2 separate regions of the Mus musculus genome follow, and region 2 is linked to region 1. Evidence: chromatin loops called from intact Hi-C (ENCODE). Cell type or tissue: gastrocnemius. All regions are shown on one strand. Each heading gives the region's core, and the rest is flanking DNA. Links, peaks and the distances in the headings are about the cores only.

What was found. Peaks named below come from ENCODE experiments on the same cell type or tissue, not always from the same donor. Only the 100,000 strongest peaks of a DNase experiment are listed, where the experiment ranks them.
Region 2: it touches region 1 in a loop (2.1-fold over the local background); 6 of 42 quality-filtered maps call a loop at or near these places.

Annotation. Positions count from the first base shown.
Region 1 is chr10:13,952,683-13,958,066 of GRCm38, reverse strand. No RefSeq gene overlaps it. Among named protein-coding and RNA genes, the nearest start is that of Hivep2, 11 kb to the left of the region's middle. In gastrocnemius, for the core only: no CTCF peak of the experiment used is centred there; no DNase peak of the experiment used is centred there.
Region 2 is chr10:13,880,369-13,885,752 of GRCm38, reverse strand. It overlaps Gm32105 (a long non-coding RNA gene), which reads left to right and starts at 2,488. Exons shown (of 3, transcript XR_380120.1): 1 at 2,488-2,630; 2 at 2,739-2,894. In gastrocnemius, for the core only: a CTCF peak has its summit at 3,084; DNase peaks (open chromatin) are centred at 2,071 and 3,047.

The DNA.
Region 1 (5,384 bases), core at 178-5,177:
TCCACCCTACATTGAGTAGTTGAGCTCCTTTTGTCAGGACTCCATAGAAAGAAACAGACCAAAAACAAACAAACAAACAAACAAACAAACAAACAAAAAACCCTTCTGTTGTCATGGCAGCCTCTTGCCACTTCCATGGGCTTGGCCAGATTGGCAGAGTGATGTCAGCTGAGGCAAACTCACATGCTTAGGCAAGACCCATAGAGGACACCTAATGTTTGGAGGGTTTATAAATAGGAATCCACGGACTCTGAGAGGAGCTTGAAGCTTACTTAGAGAGCTACCTTTGCAAAGATTTTTGGTCTCTCATCTTCACTCATCTTCTCTTCCCTGAGAGATACACAGCTGAGAAGGTCTCCTGTTGTTCCTGTTGGCCATGGTCTCACTGAAAGAACCATCCTGGAGGGTGGGAAGGTTAGGGATGCTCTACTGAGATGTGACACAACTGCAAGGTAGGGATGGGTTGGACAAAGTATGTCACTGGAAGCCTCTCCGTGAAAAGTACATCTTGTGCTGACTTGGTCTTTCTGTGGCGCAGCTCTGCTTTTTATCTGTCAATGGTCTTGTCCATACATGGGTCCAAAGACATGAAGCCAAAGATATGGATTGACCATGGCCTTTTCTTTCCGTTGCTGTGATGAAGCAAATGGTCTGAGATCAACTTAGGGAAGGAAATGTAGCTAACTTACACTCCCAGGACACAGTGCATCATGGAGGGAAAATGGGGAAGGAGTCGAAGCAGGAGCTTGAAGAAGAAATTATGGAAAATCATTTGCTCACTTGCAAATTTATATATAGCTATTTTTCTTATCTATCCCAGGACCATTTGCTAGGGGATAATATCACTCACAGTGGGCTAGGCCCAGCATCAGTAAGACAGCCCAGAGGTCAGTCTGCTCTAGGCAAGCCCTCATCTGAGTCTGCATTCCCAGGGGACTCTCGGTTGTTTTGACAGTCAAAGAAGGACAGGAACACAAAGGCATGTTGGAGATAGCGGCATAGAGAAGGAAAGGGTGAGCCATGAGCTGATACAAACAGACCAGTGTTGTTCTGGTTTCACTTGAAATGAAACCTGCCATGATGTGGGAAAGGACACTGAATATTTCACAATCCAAGCTGCTGGTGAAACTAGTGTCTTACCTTCTCCTGATAGGCCAACACCAAGTTTTGGTCAGAGGAAAGCAAAATCCCACTGTATCTCATTAATAACTTTCATAAAGATTAAAGAACGAAACGAAATCTAGTAGGATAAGATTCCATCCAAAGGAACCATGAAAACTCCCCTGGGAGAAAAATCAATCAATTCAGCAAGCTCGAGCTAGGTGTAATGCCTAAGAACCATAGCCATGACCACCGTGGCAAGATATTTTAAAAGGTGCAGTGGTGGCACTTAAGTCCTGGTGACAACCCACAGCCACTGAATCAGAATGTAAGACCTGCCAAATAGGAGGACATTCATGCCTGGGACTGTAAATTTGGCCCATGACTAGTGAGGCTGTGGAGCCTTGATGAGAACCTACCACTTTCCCAAACTAGCATAATTCCTGTGTTCTAAATACTCATGCTTATACCCACAGATATACGTGTAAAAATACTGTATCTTTAAATTCCCATCAAAAATTACAAATGTTCCACTTTGGGCATATATCCAAAGAACACTTAATTCTACCACAGAGAAACTTGCTCAACCATATTCATTACTGCTCTATTCAAAATATCCAGGAATTAGAAGTAACTTGGATGCCCCTCAACAGAAGAATGGATAAAGAAAATGTGGAACGTTACTCAACTGTTAAAAATCACAAATAATCTATAGTACTAGAAAAAGTCATCCAGAGAGAGGTAACTATACCCACAAAGATAAATATGGTATGTTTTTTGAAGAGAGAGAGAAAACACCATGTGGTTAGGTGAGTCATGAAAACATGGCCATGAGGGCTGGCCAATTTGAGTTAAGAGTGGCCCAGATGGAACATGGTGTAGAGTCACAGAATATATGAAATGTCTCTCTATATTGAGGGAATTTATTGTTATGTATTGTAGTCTGTAGTACAAATAACCCAACAATGGGCAGCTGTGGATGGGAAGTACAAGAATCTAGTAGTTGCTCAGTCCCACGAGCCTAGTAATTTTAGCTGGTGTTCTGTATAAAGCTGGAATCCTGAAGTCGGAGGTTCCAGCAGATGTGCTGGCAAGCAAGTCAAAGCAGGTTAAGAAGAGTGAAAGTTCCTTTCCCCAATGTCCCAGTGTAGGCCTCCATCAGAAGGTGTGGCCCTGATTAAAGTTCTGTACCACTAAGACTGGATCTGGGACTTGCCGACCTTGGTGTCAGAGATGTCCTTGCCTCATTCTCCTTGGATTAAAGGTGTGTGTTACCTATAAGCTTTTCATGGCCACTATGCCTCAAGATCTTGATCACAAGTGTGCCCTCCAATTCTGGATTGTAGTTCATCCACATGTAGTCAAGTTGACAAGCAGGAGCAGCCACTTCAATCCACCCCTTGTCAACTCGACACAAGTAATATCTCATGTCCACGCGAAACAATAACCATGTCGTGAGTATGCCTGACGTGATATAACTGTTCCTCGTACATTGCAAACACATTTGTAAATTTACAATGGGGCAATGTCCCTTGGGAACATTCCTTTTAGTTTCTCAACTTAAATACCAATTGATGTTAAAGAAATTCGAAGAAAGCATAAATATCTGTACAAATTTTTTCTTAATAAAATAAAACAGAAGCATCCATATTACTTTATAATCCTTGTTTCTGCAACTGGCCATGTGGCCTTAGAGGGTATTTATAACTCCCTTCATCTACTACCCATTCTGTATTTCCTCCACCCTCTGCAAGCACCTCAGTAGGTCTTGGCTTTTTTTTCTGGAGGATTGACTGATACCTTCATTCCTGATGGGTCTGCATCCTTTGTCATCCTGCTTGGATTAGGCTGTTGTATTTTCCCATTGACTTTAATTACAGGACACGATAGTACTAAGAGACGCCCTAAGGGATCTCCTACACTCCAGACATAATCTTGCTTACCTCCATTGTGGAGAGGTAAGCCAATTTCCCCAGGGTAATCTGGATCTGTCACCTCTCCTAACACTGTTATTCCTTTCGTAGCCTCTTGGTTTAAGGGCATTAGAAGCCCAAAATGACCAGGGGGAAGTCTGAGCTTCCAGTTCTGCCAACAGCAGAGACTAACACTGAGGCCCAGATATGGCGCCATCTGAGCTAAGGATAAACCTCATCTCGGTCTCCATGGCCAATTTGTTCATGTGCCCATTGAAAAATGACAGAAATGTCTGGGGAAAGAGGTTGATTGTCCACAGAACGAGTCATTTCATACAATTGATTATTGAACTCCCTCTTAGCTTAAATCACCTTTTAGTGAACATTTACATGGGACACAAATATATTCACATCCTCTGCCCATGTGGAGAGATCTATTCACATACTTCTTCTCCAGATGTCTCAACAATTTTCTGATCATGATATTTCCAAGTCCCTGACCATCCAGCCAATCAGTTGGCTACAGCCCATGAGTCAGTGAATAATCGTACATCTGGCCATTTCTTCTTACAAACAAACTGTAATACCATGTGTATTGCCTGAAGTTCTGCCCACTGTGAAGATTTCCCTTCATCTGTATCTTTCAGGGTTGTACTGGAAAGGGGTTGTAGTGCTGCAGCTGTCCACTTCTGGGAGGTGCCTGCATAACGTGCAGAGCCATCAGTAAACCAGGCCCTAGTCTTCTTTTCTTCCGGCATCATAAGGAACCTCATGAGGCTATAGGCGCATGCTTGGCAGCAGGTGGCATTGTAACAGGAGTAGAAACCATAGGCATTTGAGCAACTTCTTCATCTAACTTCCTTGTGCCTTCAGGACCTGCTTGGGCCCAATCACATATATACCAAGTCCATTTGATAATAGACTACAGCTGTGCATGTCCTACTTCATGACTTGGAGTTGTTGCTAGGGAAGTAGCTTAGAGGGCTTATATCTGCCTAGTGCTCTAGTGCACTAAAGACTTCTTATAAATATAAAAGTTTTGTGTCTTATCTGGGAATTGAATGATGAAAGGTGTGGTAGAAACCCCTGATTGAAATTAAATACTCACTACAGCATCAATGATAACCAAGCTACAATGTATATAGAACCACATAGTTTAGGTGTAGAGCAAGAACGTGGAAGTCAGATAGATCTCATTAGAAAAGGGAGATAGAATAGATAGTTATAGAAGGAGAGGAAGGGGCCTGGGACAGGAGGATCAAAGCAGGGGAGAGACAAGAAGGAAGTGAGAGAGGGAGTTTGGGGAGAGACCGCTAAAATGAAGGGCCATTGGAGTGGCAGTATGGACACCTAATAAAGCAAAAGCTTTCTAAAATACATACATATACGAAGGCAATCTGAATGAAATCACTACATGTTAAAGGAGACATTTATCCCCAAATGAATATCTCCTATCACCAAGTGATGCTTTCAGTACCAGATTTGGGTTGCATAATTGAATTGTTGGCCAAAAGGAGTCTACAAACAACTCAGGCTGCAGCTCAGACTACAGATTGATCTCCACAAACTGACAGCAAGGCCCCATTGCTGAAGGCAACACCTGCATAACACACTGAACAAAGAGAAGTTGAGCCGGTGCCTACACAGAACCTTCACTGCTGTGTGCTAACATTTTTGGCACGGATGGTACTCTGCACACTACCAAAGGAGAACCATAAACACCAACCCAGCCACAAACCCTTTGATCTTCAATGATGTCCTGCCTGCGAGATGTGCTAGTGCCGTGGTAGCACACAGCTTCAGGGAGTGACCAACCAATATCTGATTTGACTGAAGGCCCACCCCATGAGATAAAACCCAGGCCCACACAGCTTGCATGACCAAGAACCTGAAATTAGATAGCTCAGGGACCTAGGGTAAAAGCAAATACTGCTGTTCTAAAACATAAAAATAAAATAAATGACTTCAAATGACATTGTGCTGGACTCATGAATCAGTGCTTTGCTCAACCATCTTCAGGGAAATTCCTCCTGCAGCAGACAGGAGCAAATCCAGAGACCCAAGCCAGACATTATGCAGAGAAAGAGGAACACTCAGATCCAAGCAGGATGTCTCCATAAAATCCCTCCCTCCAGGGCTCAAGGAGCCCTGGTAAAGACTAGGAAGGGAACAGTGTAAGAGTCAGAAGGAAGAGTGGTAACCAAGGAAACAGCCATCTAAATCGACAAGACCAAAGCTCATATGAACTCAGAGACTGAAGCAGCAAGCACACGGCCTGCACCAATCTGCACCAGGTCCTCTGTGTATACAACATGGCTTCCTATTTAATATTTTTATGGGATCTGTGAGTGTGGGTTTCTGATTCTTGTA
Region 2 (5,384 bases), core at 226-5,225, 72 kb after region 1:
GTAAGCTTGTTTTGCTCAGTGTTTTATCTCAACCCACAGACTAGGATACATATCGAGCACTCTACTCTCTTGACTCAGTTTGGCAGTCCCTTCACGAACTTTTTAGTTTTAAATCCCAAGGCGATTTCTTTTTTGTACTACCTTTCCAACACTTCCTATTTATTTGATTTAAAGGTGGTTATTGTAATGTTCCATACACTCCTTTCCCTAGTGCTATGGCAAACACACCACACACACACACACACACACACACACACACACACACACACACACACACAGACTCGCGCTCGTTGAATGTATCATGCCTTTTCAGCCCAAAGCTGGCTGGTTTACCTTCAAGTTCTTAGCCTGTAGAGACGGCTGGAACAGGAAGGTCATAGCTGAGCCACTTAGAAGTGACAGAAGATTACTGCTTAAAGAGCTGAGATGGCCAGGATGAGGGTACCAGGGCAACCTCAGACTCAAATGTCACCTTGTTCATTCTGTTTCATGGAAGGAGTGAAAGGTCTGCCCCACGCATGAGAACACCACCCTTATGATTCAGTCACCTTTCACAGGTTCTATGTCCTAACATAACACTGGGCTTTCTTTAGGTGTTGAGAGTTTGGGAGAAGCAGGGAGATAGATATCTAGGCCACACCGTACTCTTGTTTCAAGAACAACATACTTCGACTTTCAATACAATAATATTAACTTGGAAAAATAAAAATTAATGGGTATGCTGGATAGTGTTCTGTCAACCCGACACAAGAGTGAGTTATCTGAAAGGAGGGAACCTTAGTTGAGAAAACACCTCTATAAGATCCAGCTGTAAGGAGTTTTCATACTTGATGGGGGAGGAGTCAGCCTATTGTAGGTGGTGCCACCCTAGGGCTGGTGGTCCCGGGTTGTATAAAGAAGGCAGACTGAGCAGGTCATGAGGAGCAAGACAGTAAGCTGCACCCCTTCATGGCCTCTGCATCAGCTCCTGCCCTGCTTCACTTCCTATCCCGACTTCCTTCATGACAGAATACAATGTGGAAGTGTGAGCCAAATCAACACTTTCCTCGCCACGTTTCTTTAGGTCAGTGTGCTTCATCATAGCAGCAGTAACCCTAACTGAGACAATGTGAGAAAGGCAGGAAAATGGTAAGTTCTAATTAAAAAAAAATTATGACCCCTGAAAAAGATAGTGTGTTTCCCTCGCTTCTGTCTTTCTTCTCTCCTGTTCCTTTTCCTTCCCCTCCTGCCCGTTTTAATCTCTCTCTTCCTCTCTCTCCTCTCTCTCTTCTTCTCTCTCTTCCTCTCTCTCTTCTCTCTCTTCCTCTCTCTCTTCCTCTCTCTCTTCTCTCTCTTCCTCTCTCTCTTCCTCTCTCTCTCCCTCTCTCTTCCTCTCTCTCTTCCTCTCTCTTCCTCTCTCTTTTCCTCTCTCTCTTCTTCTCTCTCTTCCTCTCTCTTCCTCTCTCTCTTCTTCTCTCTCTTCCTCTCTCTCTTCTTCTCTCTCTTCCTCTTTCTTCCTCTCTCTCTTCTTCTCTCTCTTCCCTTCTCTCTTCCTCTCTCTCTTCCTCTCTCTCTTCCTTTCTCCCTGCCCCCACCCCGCACACACAAGAATATTTTATGTATTCTTTGCCAATTTCTTACATATACAATAGGTGGCTCAGGTTAGCCCTGCACTCATTGTATAGTCTTGACTGGCCTCAAATTGATGATAGTTCTTTTGCTTTAGACTCTTTTGTGCTAAGATTGCAAGCAAGAACAGGCATGCCTGGTTTTTCATTGTAATTTTAATAGATAAGTCCTATGCTTACATCTTTGAATTCTTCATATTCTGATATCAGTTATCAACTCCTCATGACACAGATGTGTGTATCAGCATACATACATATGTGAATGTGTCTTCTTGTTATTACATTGCGTTGAACTTTGAAAATTCTATTCAGTGACTATTAACATGGTAGAGGTCTTCTCTTGTAGATACCACCCAGTTCAAGTCCAGCTCTGATAAAGAAGTTGAGGGTCCAGGTATTGAGAGGGGGTCCAAGTGGAGCCATGCAATTGCATGCCTTAGCAAATAGCAAACTGGGCTTAGATCCAGCAGCCCGTTCCCAGCCAAATGCACATTTTACTGCCCAGTGTTGCCCCTACTCTATAAAAAAAGTACTGTGTTTGCAGAGTTGCTTTGAAATTCCCCTTCCTATAAGGAGGAAGACTCTTTTGTGCCAACTGCTGTGTGCCTGGACTTTATCATCCATTGTCCCAGTAGGGTGTTGTGGCTCCTTTTATAGCTTCGTTTTATAGCTTCTTTAAAAGGAAATGCTGAGCAAGATTCATGACTCTTCTACTCAGATAAAGAACAGCCAGTTAATAATTTACTAAAAAACAAATTTTACAACCATATGGATTTTGCCCTATCAAATTCCATTTTCCAACTACATATATGCTCTAAAAATTTAAGAGTGTAAACAGCGGGTGTTTTTAAAAATCAGCTCTCCAAAGAGTTATAAAACAGTAAAGGAAATGAAATATGTTAGCCTTGAAGGTGATGCGATGAAGACCTTTGGCCATAGGCATAGACAGACATACTTTCTTACTTAGCTCGTGTGGCAGGTCTCTTCCAGCAACCTTCTAATGAGGACATTTCTGCTTCTCTTGTGAGTGTTCAATGTTCCGCGGGAACCACCCAAGTTTATTCCAATACTCATTCCTTTCTGTCCAAGTTGATGTTCTGCCACACTGAAGTTGTGTTCCGGCATTTTTAGATGCTTCCATCATCGTTTCCTTCTGCCTACACCATCAACCCCAGTCTACGACTGGTTTTACCCATCAGTCTCTGGTGTCATCTCCCATGGCTTCTGGAACCATGATAGTCAGTGGAACAATGAAAGTTTAGACACGACGAAAAATATCTTAATAAGGTAGAGGACTTCCAGGTCTGGGGTTCTGGATTTGTTGGTTTGCGGGGAGGATGGGGGGGGGGGGTGGGGGGAGTGGGGGGGGGGTGGGTCCCCATTTTGCTATGCCTCTTGGGTCTTGTTTTTGGGACTTGGCGACTCTCTGGCGCCACACACTGGTATGTCAATCGCTGACAAAATCCGCTCTACTTCCCATGAGTCTTTGCTGCAGATAATCTCCCAAACGTCAGAGGAGATGCAAGGTTATGAGTCTCTAAGAAGCAGATCCTATTCTGACACATAGAACTAATCTAGGCCATTTTTCCCCTTCTCTCAGATGAAATTGTTTTAAATGATCTGGTGATTAGTAATCGTTATAAATATCTTGTGCATTGACTGCAGAGCTCTTTATAGATTCTCAAATGATTTCTTGCTTGAGTTATTAAAATCTTTTGTAGCTTTACTTTGCTTATCTGACAAATTCTAGAGGGATGCTTAGATGGGCCAAATGATAATCATTTAAAGGTCTATCCCCTGATACTTAGAACCTGAGCCTGTGGTAAATTATACAACAAAAGAAAATTAAGATTAGCAATCAGATGGTTTTAAAGTAGGGAGTTGGCCTGAGAATATCCACCAGGGCTTAATATTGCTACTCTCATTGTCTCAAAGGTGAGGATGTTTTCTTGTCCTCAGAACCAACTTATTGATGATAATGTTATTCCTTTTACAATCCTATGAGTGACTGCCTGTAAATTACAAGTTGTGTCTCAAGCTCTTGATACACAATCTCCCACCCTCTCTCACTCTCTCTCCTCTTCTTTTCCCTCTTTTCTTCTTCCATCCTATTATGTGCAGTCCAAGCTGCTCTTTCTCCTCCAGCCTACCTCCCGCATGCTGAGGCAGCTTGTGTGTGTGTGTGTGTGCCACCACATCCAGCTTGTGTGTCAAGTTCTGCTTTTGTTCCTTCCCGGGTGCTATTAGAGTCTTAGCCAATAGCTCCCTTTATTCCTTTCCTTTCTCTGGGTATCAGTTTTCCTTGGCCCTGTGAGTCTATGCTGCATAGAAACATAAGGTTTTCTGATGCCTTTGCTTCCAGCATTTTCAGCTTCCCGCTGATCTGTATAATGCTAATGTCTTCTCTCCTCTTCAGAATATGATAACTTATCATTTTCTTCCCATGTCCATTACTTCTGGCCACAAGTAACTCTGTAAGTGGTGGAAATGGAAGAGGCCCATTTTAAATTTCTGTCAGATAAGTGCTCTCCCAGAATACTCACAGCCTTCTCTTCTGAGAGCTCTAGTTTCACATAGTTGTATTCATTTTTACTTAAGGTCCAATCATACTTTCTCAACCATCTGCACTCCCATAGCATTGGTACTGGTTTCTAGCTTTCTCCTTCTCAGGTTTTTGTTTTGATCTGGGAGACAAAAGGAAGATAATGAGTCTCATCAAGGCACTCAACAGTTTATTTCCTAAGTTTCTCTGAAACTATAACCCTTTCAAAGTGTCTTCAATATTTGTATAATTTAACTAATGCCCTGCCCTACGAGTGAATAAATCTGCAATGGAATATAATTTGAGCCCAGAAAGAATGAAATTCTGTCAGTTGCAACAGAATGGATTTTGGAAGTGGGAGACAAAATTTTAAATGAACTATGCCAAACACTACATGTTCACACCAATGTGTAGACACTGCAAAAGATGATCTTGTAATACGAAGACAGTACAATAGTGATTATTAGAAGGTAGAGGCACAGATAAGAAAGACAAGGAGCTTCAGAGACTAGTAAAATATGCCCAGGAAGAAGAAATATGTTCAAACATTGTTTAGCACAGCAAGGTTAGTCCACAACAAACTATATGTGTTTTATGAAGATCTAGAAGAGCGGAGCTCTTAGGTTCCAAACACAATGAAATGAGCAACACATAAAGATCCAAATGCTTGCTATAGTTGGAATGGGAATGTTCACCTTAGAATCTATGTCTCAGTACTTGGTCCACAGCTGGTGCTGCAGTTTGGGTAGGTTGAGGAGGTGTGGCATGCCAGAAGATATAAGTTACTGGCAGCAGACTTTTGACGTTTCAAAGTCATGTTCCATTCCCACTCTGCTCTCCATCCTCATGTTTTTAATTTACTGCTGCCCTGTTGCCTCATCATGATGGTGATGGGCCCTTACCCTTCTGGAACCATCAACTCAAAGGACTTACAGTCCTTCTGTAAGTTGCCTGGGTCATTGTGCATTACTATAGCAATAGAAAAATAACTAATACATTTCTAGTATATAGTGTAGACATGTATTTTGTATTGAATAGCATATTGTATTCAGTAAATATATACAGCTATTATCTGTCAGATAGAATAAAAATAAGTTTAAACAATGAAATTTTTTTTAAAGCTGTGGGCTAGAGAGATGGTTCTGTGGTTAAGAAAGTTTATTGCTCTAGAAAAAAGAGCCTGTATTTAGTTCCCAGCACCCACATGGTGGCCCGCAGCTGATTGGAACTACAGT